2 separate regions of the Homo sapiens genome follow, and region 2 is linked to region 1. The links are chromatin loops, found by intact Hi-C in ENCODE. Cell type or tissue: heart right ventricle. All regions are shown on one strand. Links, peaks and the distances in the headings refer to the core of each region. The heading gives the core; the rest is flanking DNA. Region 1 overlaps SLC12A6 (solute carrier family 12 member 6). Region 2 overlaps SLC12A6 (solute carrier family 12 member 6).

What was found. A loop is a pair of places that touch in the nucleus more often than their neighbours do. Peaks named below come from ENCODE experiments on the same cell type or tissue, not always from the same donor. Only the 100,000 strongest peaks of a DNase experiment are listed, where the experiment ranks them.
Region 2: a loop joins it to region 1, with 2.2 times the contacts of the local background. A loop is called at or near these places in 17 of 110 quality-filtered maps.

The regions. Positions count from the first base shown.
Region 1 is chr15:34,257,162-34,262,549 of GRCh38, forward strand. It overlaps SLC12A6 (solute carrier family 12 member 6), which reads right to left. Exons shown (of 26, transcript NM_001365088.1): 4 at 3,765-3,859; 5 at 1,652-1,783; 6 at 481-627. Among named protein-coding and RNA genes, the nearest start is that of EMC4, 35 kb to the left of the region's middle. RefSeq lists a silencer at 353-553. In heart right ventricle, for the core only: no CTCF peak of the experiment used is centred there; a DNase peak (open chromatin) is centred at 2,580; H3K27ac peaks cover 1,227 bases.
Region 2 is chr15:34,322,381-34,327,768 of GRCh38, forward strand. The region is part of intron 2 of SLC12A6 (solute carrier family 12 member 6); the gene reads right to left. Among named protein-coding and RNA genes, the nearest start is that of SLC12A6, 13 kb to the right of the region's middle. In heart right ventricle, for the core only: no CTCF peak of the experiment used is centred there; no DNase peak of the experiment used is centred there.

The sequences.
Region 1 (5,388 bases), core at 186-5,185:
CAGTAGAGAGAAGACCTGGAAAGAACATCTAAATTTCTAAGGAAGGGATAAGGGAAGAAACTTCAAAACCAAATAAAAAAACCAAATACCCCTCACATCCGCAATAACCTGTCTTGTTTCTCAATATATACTGGAGTGATACATCACATTTTCTAACACATTTTCTGTCACAACTTTGGTGCTATCAAGCTCAAATAGTTTGGATTCTGAATTCTCTGAAGACAGGAACTTTATCTTCCATTTTCAGTTGAAGTCTTGCTTTGTAATTTCTAGTACATCATATAATAGATAGCAAGCAGTGACTAACAGGCACTGAATAACTGAAAATCCTTTAGATTTTAATATCAGAATAATTTCTTCTGTTGAGATCATGAGTCCTTCCCTAAGTATTCTTTGTTTTATTCCCAAAGAGGTCATGTGCATCTGCTCTTGAGAACTTGCAACGTTCAGGTGATCTCTAGGAGCCAGTGCAGTACTTACACAGCAGCAGCAGATAAGGACAATTGCAAAAGCCTGAAGAACTCCAGCTGTGCCCACCACCCATGTAAGGCGTAAAAAAAGGATCACTCCAAAAATATTTTGTAGACATGGGAGGTAGACACCCATGAAGGTACCCATTTGGGGGGTCTAGAAAGAAAGACATTGATAAAAAATCACACAGTTATCCTAAAGAGAGGTTTTTATTCTTTTATGTAATAACTTGCTCCCTAACTACCATATTAACCTCCAAGCAGAAATCATAAGTTTAATCAATACCTTCAAAAGGGCACATATAAAATCTCCATCTTTCAAGTGTTTATCACCATACTTTTATTATTCCTAAAGCTATATATTTTAACTTTACAAAGGTTCCTGCATGTGTTTATTATACATAGGCATTTGGCCACAAATAAACTTTTATGTGCACCCACAACAATTTAAAATTTTGTTTTTCAAAGCTGTTGGCTTTTTTCATTTAAAAACAATAAGGACTTGATGGAATTTCTTCAGAATTTGGCATAAATTCTTCACAGTAGTTAGTAAATAAATTAGATGGCAAAATGAAGATCTGAGGGCCGTTTTATCCCTTTTTGAAAGGGCTGAACAACCAGAATGGTAAACTGAATGTCTTATATTTTCATTTTGAGACAAACTGATGTTTGGTGTTTAAAAAACCCAACAACTTCACAACAGACAGATGGCATCAGCAGATGGGTATGGACACTCTTCTCTTGAAAAGCTATTCCCTCTCCCTGAATGCTCTTTTCCCACATAGCTCACTCCCTCCCATCAGCTAGATCTCTCCTCAAATATCACCTTGTCAGAAAGGCTTTCCCTGTCCAACCTATGTAAGTAGCAACGCCCTCCACTCTGGATCCCTTGCCAATTTCAGTCTCTCTACTCTGCTTAATTTTTTGCTCGGGAATTTATCAACACTTAATATGTTATATACTTTGGCAGTTAAAACAGCTTAAGGACTGTATCCCCACATCAGAATTTAGACTGCATCATATGTTTTCTTTGTGCTATGACGCTGGTGCCCAGAACAGTTCCAGGCACCTCTCAAGCATTTAATAAATAGCTGCTGAACACAGAATGGTGCCTTAGGTATTTCCTTCTTTCTTATATACAGGGCTCTTTCTATGTATTCCTTGTTATTCTGAGGCCTCACCTTGGTGGGCTTCTTTTTCCCTTCAGTGATGTTTTCTGCCTCTTCATGTTCCTTTGCTCCTTGAGTCAGATTAGTGTAATTGGCCATGCGGTTGAGGAGGGAAGACACCTTCGGTCTGGTGTCCATTTCTTCCTATAAAGCCAGTGACATGGAAGAAATGAGCTACAAAGAACACTGAACATAAGTATCAAAATAATCTTGCTACCAGAAAACTTCAAATTAAATGAAAAAATATTTCACAGGTAGGCCGGGTGCAGTGGCTCACACCTGTAATCCCAGCACTTTGGGAGGCCAAGGTGGCTGGATCACCTGAGGCTGGGAGTTTGAGACCAGCCTGGCCAAGATGGTGAAACCCCGTCTCTACTAAAAATACAAAAATAAGCTGGGTGTGGTGGCACGTGCCTGTAATCCCAGCTACACGGGAGGCTGAGGCGGGAGAATCAGCTTGAACCCAGGAGGCAGAAGTTGCAGTGAGCCGAGATCGCGCCACTGCGCTCCAGCCTGGGCAACAGAGGGAGACTCCATCTCAAAAAAAAAAAAAAAATTGGTACATTGAGTTGGGCATGGTGGCTCACACCTGCTAACCCAATGCTATGGGAGGGCAAGGCAGAAGGATCGCTTGAGCCCAGGCACTCAAGACCAGCCTGGGCAACAGAGTGAGACCCTGTCTCTGCAAAAAATTTAAAAATCAGCCAGGTGTGGTGACACATGCCTGTAGTCCCAGCTACTAGGGAGGCTGAGGTAGGAGGGTCCTTTGAGCCCAGGAGGTCAAGCTGTGATCGTGCCACTGCACTCCAGCCTGGGTGACAGAGCAAGACCCTGTCTCAAAAACAAACTAAAAATGGTACATTGAGAGAAGTGGCACTTGCATCATTGTCAAAGGCCAGAAAAAGGTAGTGCTGAAATAAACCAGGCTCCTTTCAACAACCTGGCCACAGCTTATGGAGCCTGGCCACAGAGTCCATGTTGTCTTATTCAGATAAGATATAGAAGTCCTCTTCATTATGTTAAGTGAAATAAGCCAGGCACAGAAAGATAAATAGCACACGATCTCACTTACATGTGGGATCTAAAAAGTAGAACTCGTAGTAATAGAATGGTGGTTACCAAAAGCTTGGGGTGTATGTAGGGGAAGGGGGAGAGGTTAGTCACAGGATACAAAGTTTCAGTTAGGCAGGAGAAATAAGTTTTTGAGATCTATTGCACAGCATAGCAACTATAGTTAACATATTGTATATTTCAAAATTGCTAAGAAAGTCAAATTCAAATATTTTCACCATGAAAATGATAAGTATACGAGGTGATATATATGCTAATTAGCTTGATTTAATCATTCCACAATGCATACAAATATCAAAATATCACATTGTAATCCATAAATATATACAGTTATTATTTGACAATTAAAAAAAAGGACATGAAGGTCCTGCTAATCTGGAAGCCTGCTTCCTACAGTGATTTTTGGAGACGGAGTCTTGCTCTGTCGCCCAGGCTGGAGTGCAGTGGCACAATCTTGGCTCACTGCAAGCTCTGCCTCCCGGGTGCATGCCATTCTCCTGCCTCAGCCTCCCGAGTAGCTGGGACCACAGGCGCCCGCCACCATGCCCGGCTAATTTTTTGTAGTTTTAGTAGAGACGGGGTTTCACCGTGTCAGCCAGGATGGTCTCGATCTCCTAACCTTGTGATCCACCCGCCTCGGCCTCCCAAAGTGCTGGGATTACAGGCGTGAGCCACCGCGCCCGGCCTTGTTTAGTTAGTTCTAAGGCAAATGATAGTCTTTCCAGACAAAGGGTGGAGAAATACACTGATTTATAGTTAGAAGAAAGATTATTCTAATAAAAACAATTAAATCACAGCTGAATTAGATTGCAAGGTAATCTATATGTCCAAGAAGTCAAACTCCTCTTCCTTACTACATAACAATTTGATTTAATAGTTACTCACTATAATTAGATTACACAGACAAAATTTACTATAATAACAAGTTACAATATTTTCTTTTAACATTAAATTATCCAGCTTGTAAAATTTTTAAACCAAATGGGGTAAAATATGGCTATCATGAGATCTCTGTTCCTAAAGTCTCAGTCCATAGTTTTCTCCAAAATATTACCTCAAAGAGTGCCAAATTTTTATCAAAATATTCATCTCCTTCTTCATAATTGGAATTATTGAGATAAGCATTTCGAGCTTTCTTATGTCCGTCGTCTGGAAAAAAAAAAGTAGACCAAGTTAGTTTCTCACTGGTTTCTGACGAAGAAACATCAGCACCAGATAAGTGCAGGTTGCTTCGGTATTAATATAACCCATTTTCATATTCAAATTTAATCTTAGAACTCAATCAGCACTGCTTGGAGAATATGGAACAAAATAAAACTCTCCAGCAGGAACAAAAAGAAAACTCTGAGAAGTAAACATGGGTCATTCCTTTCCTTAACAATAATCAAGACCCCTAGAGACGCTATTCTTTTGGAATTCCAGCCCATGAAGACTCTTTTTTTTTTGAGATGGAGCTGCTATGCCGCCCAGGCTGGAGTGCAGTGGCGCAATCTCAGCTCACTGCAACCTCCGCCTCCCTGGTTCAAGCGATTCTCCTGTCTCAGCCTTGAAGTAGCTGGGAGTACAGGCACGCACCACCATGCCCAGCTAATTTGTTTGTATTTTTAATAGAGATAGGGGTTCACCACGTTGGCCAGGCTGGTCTCAAACTCCTGGCCTCAAGTTATCCGCCCACCTCAGCCTCCCAAAGTGCTGGGATTACAGGCGTGAGCCACTTGCACCCAGCCGAGACTCTACTCTTAAAGTCACCTAAGTTTAGGAGGAAAAAAAGATATTGAGTATATACTCAGGGTATAATACTGTGTTAGATGTAGTCTCCTTTACACACTATTGCTGCTGATAATGACAGTAAAAGCTCTCTGCCTCCACAGCTGTCTGACCTTTTATAAATTATATGAAGTTTTGATTTGCATTTCTCTGATGATTTCAGTGATGAGCATTTCACACCAGTCAGAATGGCAATTATTAAAAAGTCAAAAATAACAGATGTTGGCAAGGCTGTGGAGAAAAAGAAATGCTTATACACTGCTGGTGGGAATGTAAATTAGTTCAGTCACTGTGGAAAGCAATTTGGAGATTCCTCAGAGAACTTAGAACTACCATTCCACCCGGCAATCCCATTACTGGGTATATACCCAAAGGAAAATAAATCATTCTACCAAAAAGACACATGCACTTGTATGTTCATTACATACAATTGAAACCCAACCTTCAAGCCAAAGACAGTTTAAAGCCTAGCTACAAGTCCTGGATAAATCCATGGACTGAACTGAGAACCTCTCTTCCCGTTTGGCATACTTTCCTCTAATTGATTCTCCACTCTTTACCTATTTTACATATATCTACCCTTCCCTAATTGGTTTTTTACACTGTGTGCCTTTGTTTTAGCCTTTTTTTGCATACTCACAAACCAATGAGCATACACTCCCCTATTCTGAGCCCATAAAGGCCCCAGCCCCAGCCCCAATGAGAGAGACCACCCTCGCATGCCCTCTCCACTGAGAATTGTTTCTCATCATTCAATAAAATTATTCTCCGCCCTCCTCACCCTTTGATATCAGCACAACCTCATTCTTCTTGGATGTGGAACAAGAACTCAGGACCCACCAAACACAGGTACAAAGAAGGCTGTAATACTGTGGCCCTCCACGCTCTGCCAGTGGAGGGCAGCTACCCCA
Region 2 (5,388 bases), core at 254-5,253, 65 kb after region 1:
AAAAAACAAAAACAAAAACTCGTGCCTTCACTGTACGAAAAGTTTACCTCAAAAGAAAAAAAGCTGCAGTTACTGAATTCTAATTCATAATTATATGAATTCTAATTTATAATTCATAATAATGCATTGTGAAGTATTTGTGGGAGGTGAACTGATTCTGCAATTTACCTTAAAATGCATACAATAGGATAGATGGACACATATGTAAAAAGACAAGTATAATAAAATGTTAATGATAGTATCTAGGTGGTGGGTGTATGGGTGTTCACGATGAAAGTTTTTCAAGCTCCTGTATGCTTGAAAATTTTCATAATAGGCTGGGCGTGGTGGCTTACACCTGTAATCCCAGCACTTTGGGAGGCCAAGGTGGGCAGATCACTTGAGGTCAGGAGTTTGAGACCAGCCCAGCCAACATTGTGAAACCCCGTCTCCACTAAAAACACAAAAATTAGCCAGTCGTGATGGTGAGCGCCTGTAACCCCAGCTACTCGGGAGGCTGAGGCAGGAGAATCGCTTGAACCCAGGCAGGTGGAAGTTGCAGTGAGCTGAGATTGCACCACTGCACTCCAGCCTGGGCGACAGAGTGAAACTCTGTCTCAAAAAAAAAAAAAAAAAAAAAAAAAGGAAAGAAAGAAAAAAATAAAAGAAAATTTTCATAATAAAATGTTGAAAAAATACAATGGACACCATTATGAAAATGAATAGGCAAGTCACAGACTGGGAGAAAATATTCATAAAACATATACTTGACAAAGGAGATCTGTATCTAGAAGACATAAAAATTCCCTACGCCTCAATAATATGAAGACAAATAAAATGGGCAAAAGATTTAAACAACTGACAAAGGAAGATATGCAAACCACTAAAAACCGCTGAAACAGTGCTCATCCCTGGCCATCAGGGAAATGCAAATTAAAATCACAATTTAAAACAATGGTCCCCAACCCCTGGGCCATGGACTGGTACTGGTCCCTGGCCTGTTAGGAACGGGGCCCGCACAGCAGGAGGTGAGAGGCAGGCAAGCATTACCGCCTGAGAGCCGCCTCCTGTCGGATCAGCGGCAGCATTAGATTCTCATAGGAGCGCCAACCCTATTGTGAACAGCAATTCCGAGGGATCTAAATTATGTGCTCCTTATGAGAATCTAATGCCTGATGATCTGAGGTGGAACAGTTTCATGCCAAAACCATGCCTGTCCCCGACCTTAGTCTGTGGAAAAACTGTCTTCCATGAAACCAGCCTCTGGTGCCAAAAAGGTTGGGGACTGCTGATTTAAAAGACTGTTGGCATCCAGGCATGGTGGCTCAGGCCTGTAATCCCAGCACTTTTGGGGGCCAAAGTGGAAGGACTGCTTGAGCTCAGGAGTTTGAGACTAGCCTGGGCAACATGGCGAAACCCTTTCTCTACCAAAATTCAGAAAAATTTAGCCAGGTTTGCTACTGAATACCTGTAGTCCCAGCTGAGGCAGGAGGATTGCTTGAGCCTGGGAGGCTGAGGCTGCAATGAGCCCTAATTGTGCCACTGCACGCCAGCCTAGGTGACAGAGTGAGATCTTGTCTCAAAAAAAAAAGACTTTTGGTAAAGATGTAGCACAAACATTGGTGGGGAGTGTAAAATGGCACAATCATTTTGGAAAAAGTTCCAGTAGTTTTTTTATAAATCAAAAACATATGCCTACCCTAAGACCCAGCAATTCTTGTTCTCTGTATTTTTACCCAAGAGAAATAAAAGCGTAAGTCCACAAAAATTCAAACAAATATGTATATAACAGCTTTATTCATAAAAACCCAAGCAGGAAACAGCCCAGATATCCATCAATAAAATAATCAACCTGCAGTACATGGCATACGATGAATTATTATTCAACGATAAACAGGAATCATACAGGTATGAAATATTTACATTTGTATACTTTAAAAAAATTATGGTATTTTTAAGTAATAAGATATAAAGGTCAGGCCAGGGCAAAAGGGGCATTTATAATGGCATTACTCCCATAGTGCTTTATATATTAGGCCAAATCTTACACATATTGTATTTATGTTATTAATTAGTTTCAGTAAAACACATTATTTGTGACTATATTATACCTGCTAAAAATAGTTAGCATGCCCATTCTTCAGAGGAATGGGTCTATTTTGGGGTAGTATTTTGATACTGCAACTTAATATGTTACACTAGCATAGCTCAGAACTCATAATAACCACTGTTCTGTTTTATTAAACCCATTTATTAAAAAAAAATTTTAAGTTAGATTTAGTGAAAAGATTGAAACAATTAAGGGAAAGTCAGTGGGAAATTATTTTCAATATAAGGATTCTCTATCAGAGGGCTACCGGTAGGGAAAGAGCACTCTATATCCCATACTCCGTACCCTCTCGAGTGTGGTATCATTTAGAAGGTTAGGCGAACATGAAAGGATGTGAACCACTGTTTTAGAACACTGCTTTGCAAATTATCTCTGGTAAAGAACTTTTTTTTTCTTTGAATTTCCAATTCATTATGGGCCAATAATTTTGTTAAAAAATAGTAAAAATGAATTACTAGAAAAATAAAATAAATATATATCAAATATAAGCCCCAATTTGTTATTATTAGATTTGACAGACATAAATTTGTTCTATCAAACTGCTATGCAAGTTTCTAAAAACTCAATTTCTGAACTTATCTCCTCACAAATAATAAACAGCTCATGGGCCAGCACTGTCTCGTACTACACTCTGAATAGTTCTGTGTTAGAAAATGCTATAAACATCTTACAGGAGAATGAGCTGTTCACCACTTACATTTAGGGCTACTACTATAGCAGAGCCTGAAAGGTATAGTCTCATTCTTAAGTAGAAGATGTATACACATTTTCCTTATTTATCATATTCAGCAAACCCTCTTATCCCTCTGCAACTGAGACAGGAAATATTAGTGAAAAATATAAAAAAGATCACAAATTCTAAATTTTGCCTTACTATGTATAAAATTATTAAAAGAATTGAATGCATCAATTACTTTGGTAAAGACCAACTATCATGGGATGGTAAGGACTTACAGCTTAAGTCTTTTAAATCTTGACTTGAAACTGTCTATGAAAATGCATTTTTATGAAATGTTATCAGTGGTGAATATATAATGAATTTGGAGGCTAAAACTAAAAATAGAAGAATTAAATGTCATACATCAGAAATGAAACCCTGAGTAACTGAATGTCTGTGTTCATAGCTGCCAGTGCTACCTCTTTGGTTGGTGATTTATATATTTATAAATATATAAAAGACATTATTTTCTGGTGGATTCATCATATTGTAGAGTAAGAAAGGCAAAGAGTTCTCCAAGTTAAAGCCTCAGGAAAATCTCATGCTTTAACTGAGGCTGAAAGGATCATGCATTCACTCAATAATATTTGAGTGCCCACTAAGTGCCAAGAAATAGGAATGAAATGGAGAGCAAGACACTGTTCCTGCCCAAGGAGCTCACAGTCTTATTATCCAAATTAACTATAGACTCAAAGGCAATACAAAACTAGGATTATACGTCCAATGCACTATAATTAGAGAATGAACCTTGAGAACACAACACACCACCACCTGCCCAGCTACTTTTTCAACTTCCTAAAAGTTGTGTCTTCACTAGAGGAAAGAATAGAGTAGGATAGTTGATGGCTAGCTAATTTGATAGCTACTTCAGCCATTTTGGCCGCTGATCCAAATACCAAAGCAGGCATTATCAAATGCCTCTGAGTCCTCAGTTGCCACTGTTGCCTCTTTCAGCATATCACAACTCTTTATAAAAGGTTGCCACCTTTTTCCTTAGTCTAATGTCAATATAGCCCAGGTATGACAGATAGGACCTGAGAATCCCAACCAAAGAGGGTAGCACTGGCAGCTATGAAGACAGACATTCAGTTACTCAGGGTTTCATTTCTGATCTAAGATATTTCATTCATCCATTATGAAATGCTTGCTAGATTAAAAACGGGCTCCTAGTCAACACAAAAAAAGTGTATAGAAAATAAACCTGACATTAAGCAACATATTGTTAAAACTAAGGACATATTTCTAAAAATGTGAGGAAAGGAAAATGAAAACACAATCCAAAACAAAATTTTTTAGATCTATTGAGACTTGGGTCAAAATCTTCATTAGCTTTAGGACAGAATGATTAATGTAACTAAATCAATAACTGTTGATGTAACTCAGCACTACTACACTGCTCTAGGCACATAATTTGTGTAAAAGACAATGAAATACCTATTCTTATGCCAGATTTCTTTTTACGAACATAGAATCTAAGTTATTCAGAGAATATGTCATTTTATTACTTTTTTTTTTTTTTTTTGATACAGGGTCTTGCTCTGTCACCCAGGCTGGAGTGCAGTGGCATGATCATGGCTCACTATAGCCTTGACCTCTCGGACTCAAGCAATCCTTCCATCTCAGCCTCCCAAGTAGCTGGGACTACAGGTGCACACCACCACAACTGGCTGCTTTTTTTTTTTTTTTTTTTTTTTTTTTTGTAGAGATGAGGTTTCACTATGTTGCCCAGGCTAGCAATTATGTCTTAATAAATGTTTCAATAGGGCCAACTATTATTAGCATACCAGAGAAAATGCAGTGTAATGACAAAAATTCTGGTCTTGGAATTACATGTGCCTAGGTTCAATCATTATTCTTCAACTTATTATTTGTATGACCTTGGGCAAGTTACTTAACCTTATCAACCTCAGGTTTCTCCTGGATAAGAAAAATTTCATCTTAGTACAGAATAAAATGACTTTTTAAAAAATGAAAAAATACCAAAACTGATCATTTTTCAAAAGGGGAAAGAACTGACCTCATCTAATAGGGAAGAATATTTTTCTATTCCTATCAATTCTTAAAATTTCATTTGAAATGTAGCATGCTGCTGAACCAGAAAAAAATAAATAAACCAAACATAATCTTTTGTTTGCATCTTAGGATGTAAATTAGCCAGCTGTAAAAAAGGCTGTTAAAAAAACAAACAAACAACTTTAGCCAGGCACAGTGGCTCACGCCTGTAATCCCAGCACTTTGGGAGGCCGAGGCAGACAGATCATGAGGTCAAGAGTTCGAGACCTAAACATGGTAAAACCCCGTCTCTACTAAAAATACAAAAATCAACCGGGCATGGTGGCATGCGCCTGTAATCCCAGCTACTCAGGAGGCTGAGGGAGGAGAACTGCTTGAACCTGTGAGGCGGAGGCTGCAGTGAGCCGAGACCGCATCACTGCACTACAGCCTGGGCAATAGAGCAAGACTCTGTCTCAAAAAAAAAAAAAATTAGATATGGTAAATGCAAATGCTCTCAAAATAGAATAAAAGTAAATTTTGGTTAGATTCAATTTCTCATAGCTCCTCAAAGTGAAAACGTGGATGT